Linked DNA regions of Homo sapiens: region 2 is linked to region 1. A link is a loop called in an ENCODE intact Hi-C map of the cell type or tissue named here. Cell type or tissue: PC-3. All regions are shown on one strand. Links, peaks and the distances in the headings refer to the core of each region. The heading gives the core; the rest is flanking DNA.

Evidence for each region. A loop is a pair of places that touch in the nucleus more often than their neighbours do. Peaks named below come from ENCODE experiments on the same cell type or tissue, not always from the same donor. Only the 100,000 strongest peaks of a DNase experiment are listed, where the experiment ranks them.
Region 2: a loop joins it to region 1, with 18 times the contacts of the local background. A loop is called at or near these places in 4 of 110 quality-filtered maps.

What each region holds. Positions count from the first base shown.
Region 1 is chr10:793,553-796,474 of GRCh38, forward strand. No RefSeq gene overlaps it. Among named protein-coding and RNA genes, the nearest start is that of DIP2C, 110 kb to the left of the region's middle. In PC-3, for the core only: a CTCF peak has its summit at 1,224; no DNase peak of the experiment used is centred there.
Region 2 is chr10:237,992-240,913 of GRCh38, forward strand. ZMYND11 (zinc finger MYND-type containing 11) reads left to right here. Exons shown (of 15, transcript NM_001370100.5): 7 at 1,447-1,534; 8 at 2,065-2,120; 9 at 2,902-2,922. Among named protein-coding and RNA genes, the nearest start is that of ZMYND11, 100 kb to the left of the region's middle. In PC-3, for the core only: a CTCF peak has its summit at 1,281; a DNase peak (open chromatin) is centred at 1,330; H3K27ac peaks cover 771 bases.

The DNA.
Region 1 (2,922 bases), core at 191-2,690:
GTAAGACTTGAGTATGTTGACTACCAAACACTGAAATTAAGTGAAACAGTGACATTAAGACCTAAATAGAGAATCAGAGGACCTAATACCGTCAAGATGTCCGTCCTACCCAATGTCGGTCCTACGCAATGTCGGTCCTAGGCAATGTCGGTCCTACGCAATGTCAGTCCTACCCAATGTTGGACCTACGCAATGTCGGTCCTACCCAATGTCGGTCCTACGCAATGTCGGTCCTAGGCAATGTCGGTCCTACGCAATGTCAGTCCTACCCAATGTCGGTCCTACGCAATGTCGGTCCTACCCAATGTCGGTCCTACCCAATGTCGGTCCTACGCAATGTCGGTCCTACCCAATGTCGGTCCTACGCAATGTCGGTCCTAGGCAATGTCGGTCCTACGCAATGTCGGTCCTACCCAATGTCGGTCCTACGCAATGTCGGTCCTAGGCAATGTCGGTCCTACGCAATGTCAGTCCTACCCAATGTTGGACCTACGCAATGTCGGTCCTACCCAATGTCGGTCCTACGCAATGTCGGTCCTAGGCAATGTCGGTCCTACGCAATGTCAGTCCTACCCAATGTCGGTCCTACGCAATGTCGGTCCTACCCAATGTCGGTCCTACCCAATGTCGGTCCTACGCAATGTCGGTCCTACCCAATGTCGGTCCTACGCAATGTCGGTCCTACGCAATGTCGGTCCTACCCAATGTCGGTCCTACGCAATGTCAGTCCTACCCAATGTCGGTCCTACCCAATATCAGTCCTACCCAGTGGGTGTATAGATTCCCTGCAATCCCGATCAGAACCCCGGCAGGAAACGACAAGCTGCCACTAAAGCTTACATGGAAATACAAAAGACCTAGAATAGCCAAAATTACCTTGAAAATTAAGAACACAGTTAGGCTTGGGGCCGAGAAGGTTTCCCAGCTCCACACCTGGGCCCACCTCTGTGTACCTAGTGGCCGCCCCCTGGGTTCTCCCTTGGTGCTGGTGATTGTGCTGGCCAACGGAGGACCTGGTGGTGGACCCGTCCAGTCTAGCCCTGCACCCCTACAACCCCCTCCTCCCCACCCCACCTCTGGGCTGAGCAGGGAGCTCAGACCTCTGTGCACTCCAAGTATCAGCCCATTGCCTAAGGCAACAGAAAGCTTCTCCCAGTAAACAAAGATCCAGGATATACCCAGCCCCAGTGGCCACAGCCACTCCTACCCATACACACCATCTACTGGCTTGTGGGTCAAACTGCACACCCCGATATAAAACCTGCCGACAGAAGTGCATAAGGCTCTAGAGGCAAAGCCAAAAGACCCCACCTAGTACTCACAACAGTCACAGCCCCCTACCAGGGGGTGGGGGAGGGATTAAAAGATAATATTACGGAGAAAGAAGAGAAAAATCCTACCTGCAAGAAAATAATTACAAAAATTAGAAGTGCCAGCATCTCCAGATGAGCCAGCAGAAGAATTTTGGTGCCATGAAAAATGTGAACGTAGGGACACCTCCAGAGGATCCCAGTAGCTCTCCAGCAATGGTCCCTGACCAAAACAGAAACTCAGAAATGACAGGTAAGATATGTAGGCATGGATTTCAAGGTAAGGGAGGAGACCCTCATATTGTCTTATGCTCAATTTCTGCCTCCAAAGAAAAAAGTAAAAACTAAAAGGCAGAAATGAAATCCACAAGAAGACAGCCCGGTGCCATGCCCTGGGCCTGGTAGTTAAAAATCAACCCCTGACTTAACTGCTTGTGTTATCTATAGATTTCAGACATTGTATGGAAAAGCATCGTGAAAATCCCTGTCCTGTTCTGTTCCATTCTGATTACTGGTGCATGCAGGCCCCAGTCACATACCCACTGCTTGCTCAATCAATCACGACCCTCTCACACAGACCCCTTTAGAACTGTAAGCCCTTAAAAGGGACAGGAATTGCTCACTCAGGGAGCTTGGTTTTTTGAGAATAAGACTGCTGACACTCCCGGCCAAATAAAGCCCTTTCTTTCCTAAACTCGGTGTTTCGAGGGGTTTTGTCTGCAGCTCTTCCTGCTACAAAGGGAGCTCGACAAGATGCAAAACGGAGTTGAAAATTAGCACACAGAAACTTCTAAAGCCACCCAGGAAATGAAGGAAGAAATCTTAACAATAAATCAATCAGAGCTTCTGGAATTGAAACACTCATGGAATTTCAAAATACAATTGAAACTTTACCAATAGACTGGGCCAAACAGAATAAAGAATTTCAGAGCCTGAAGACCAGTCTTTTGAACTAACCCAGACAGACAAAAATATAGAAAAAAAATTTTTAATGAACAAAATCTTCAAGAAACACAGAATTACTTAAAGTGACCAAACCTACACATTATTGGCATTCCTGAGAAGGGAGAAAAAGTAAACAACCTGGAAAATGTAATTGAGGGAATAGCTCAAGAAAATTTCCCTAATCTTGCTAGAGAGGTAGACATCCAGATAGAAGAAATCCAGGGAACATCTCTGATGTGGTTTGGCTCTGTCCCCACCCATATCTCTTCTTGAATGGCAGCTCCCATATCCCCACGTGTTGTGGGAGTGACCTGCTGGGAGATAACTGAATCACGGGGGTGGGTTTTCCCATGCTGTTCTCATGATAGTGAGTAAGTCTCAAGAGATCTGATGGATTTATAAAGGGCAGTTCCCCTGCACAAGCTCACTTGTCTGCCGCCATGTAAAGCGTGCTGTTGCTCCTCCTTTGCCTTCCGGCATGATTGTGAGGCCTCCCCAACCATGTAGAACTCTAAGTCCATTAAACCTCCTTTCCTCTATAAATTAACCAGTCACAGGTATGTCTTAATTAACAGTGTGAGAACAGACTAATACAGTAAATTGGTACCGGAAGTGGGGTGCTGCTGTAAAGAACCCAAATATGTGAAAGCAACTTTGGGACTGGGTA
Region 2 (2,922 bases), core at 253-2,752, 560 kb before region 1:
GTAAAGAATGTTTTCCAGGTTTAGCAGTGGTACCTGAGAGTTCCTCTCAGAAAAAAAAGTAAAGCATAGAACTGATCTGCCGTCTTGGGAAACAATAAAATGAACAAAAAAAATTATGATTAGAAAAGTTAATTATTCTTAAAGGTCTTAATTTTACCAACTATAGCTGAGGATTGTTAGTTTGTTCACGTCCAGTAACAAATTGCAACAACATCCAGTAGAACACGTAGACATATTTGCAGTCAGGGTTACTGAATTACTGATTTTGCACCTCATGTGTCATGTTGGAAATTTAAAATCTTAACGCTTGGTCATTATAGCCTATAGGGAGACCACAGGAATAATTTTAAATCATCTTACAAGTTTCTTTTCTTTTTTTTTTTGAGACGGAGTCTCACTCTGTCGCCCAGGCTGGAGTGCAGTGGTGTGATCTTGGCTCACTGCAAGCTCTGCCTCCCGGGTTCACGCCATTCTCCTGCCTCAGCCTCCCGAGTAGCTGGGACTACAGGCGCCCGACACCACGCCCACCTAATTTTTTGTATTTTTAGTAGAGACGGGGTTTCACCGTTTTAGCCAGGATGGTCTCGATCTCCTGACCTCGTGATCTGCCCGCCTCGGCCTCCCAAAGTGCTGGGATTACAGGCGTGAGCCACCGCGCCCGGCCACAAGTTTCTTTAGTACCCAAGAAAGACTGTGGCTGTATTATTTCAATATAAGATAAGGGTAAATGAAGGTTTTTCCCTTAAAGTAACTGGTAAATCCTGGAACAAAACCAAGTAGTTTTAATTTTACCTCCTACCCCCAGCCATAGCCCCTTCTAAACTGTAAGACCTCTACAGAATATGTAAGAACCCAGACGCCCCTTCTTCCCCACTGCCTTTACTCATGCAGGTTCCTTCCTGTTGAAATCCTCTAAGATTTGTCACAGACAGGGACACCTGAGATGTTATTTTAAAATTATTTATAAACCAATTCCTAGCCCCAATTCAGAACTATAAATATATCTTAGTAGTTATGGTAAACTGTCACAGAGGCTAACAGTTCTGTTTTCAATCTCGATCCTCCTGTGTTGTAAAGAATGACAGGTGTGTGCTTAGGGTCTCACCGCCCACACTGGCCCAAGCATTCGTGCACTACCAAGCTTAGCAGCAGCTTTCTACATTATTGTCAAATGAGATGTTCAAGCCATTAAAGTTCACTCTGATAAATTAATGTAGTGTCTTTGTGGCTGCGGGATATCTGACCTGCCATGCTTCATTATACTATATTATTAAAACCGCAGGTGGCGTTGTTGGCTTCTTTTACACACATTCTCTGTCAATACTGTGGGATGGCAGTAGTCATCCTGATGTCATCCTAGAAAAGACTGCTTGTCCTGTGAACTTAGTCCAGACAAGTATTTTTACTGGTAACTCTTTTCGTCATTCTGTTTTTTGCCCTCTGCAGAAAGTGAATGAAGGGAAATACCGAAGTTATGAAGAGTTCAAAGCTGATGCCCAATTGCTTCTCCACAATACCGTGATTTTCTATGGAGGTTGAATATTTTTGTTTTTTTTGTATGCATTTTTAAACACACCATTTACATTCCATGTTGAACACTATCTTTTATAAAACATTACTTTCAAAGAATTAATACCTTAATGATCTACAAGTTTAGAGTATAAGGTTAGGAATATCTGGTGATATAGATTATAGAATGGACTGGCCAAAAACAAAATCATAGTATACTAAATGATGAAAACACAATTACTCTTTACAGTTTTATATGTATTTGTTTTAGCTGAGAGGTTTTTAATAAGCACTATGATTAATTCTGATCATTTCCCCACTAGTACCACATCATCCAAAGGTAAGGTCATTCTCTATACCCTGAGAATTAGTGGTTGTATTGGATGGAAAACAAAAGCTGCCTGTGTAATTTTATTTTGCTATCGTTATTTTAAATGGACATTTTGGTTTGAAATGGTAGATGTCTACTTTTGCAAACTGAAAGAAAAGGATAGTAACTTTGAGTCTTGTATTTGCAGACTATTGCTTATAGGTAATATCTATTTTTAATTACAGCAGACAGTGAGCAAGCTGACATTGCGAGGATGCTATATAAAGACACATGTCATGAGGTACTATTCATTGCCCAATAGTTATACTCTTTCTATAACTGAAATTAATTTATTTCAGGATTCCACTCTTATCTACATTTTAGTTGTGCCATTTCCTTTAAATGTCTTTTATTGCCGGGCGTGGGGGCTCACGCCTGTAATCCCAGCACTTTGGGAGGCCAAGTTGGGCGGATCACGAGATCAAGAGATCGAGACCATCCTGGCCAACATGGTGAAACCCTGTCTCTACTAAAAATACAAAAATTAGCTGGGTGTGGTGGTGTACGCCTGTAGTCCCAGCTACTCGGGAGGCTGAGGCAGGAGAATCGCTTGAACGTGGAAGGTGGAGGTTGCAGTGAGCCAAGATTGCGCCACTGCACCCCAGCCTGGTGACAAAATGAGATTCTGTCTCAAAACAAAACAAAAAAAGGTCTTTTATTTTCATGTTTGACATACATGAGGCAAAGGTAAGGACTGCTGTGATTGGCAGCAGATATTGTTACCTTCCTGAGGAATATTCAGTCTGAAGTGCTAACCAGTGAGGTCCGGGCAGGGCCCAGTCAGACCAGCCTCAGCTTCTGTTCCAACTGTGGCCTGAGACCAGCGACATGGTTCTAAGAGGACAGTGACAGGGTCTTCCAGTACCATTTATTGAAAACTTTAAAATTTAGGCTTAAAAGATTAAGAAACAAAATTCAACACTATTTATATACGTGAATGTTAATTTACATGGATACATTTTATATAGTTTAATGTGTATGTATATTTTATGTAGGCTAAAGTAGTTTCTTTTCTTTTTCAGCTGGATGAACTGCAGCTTTGC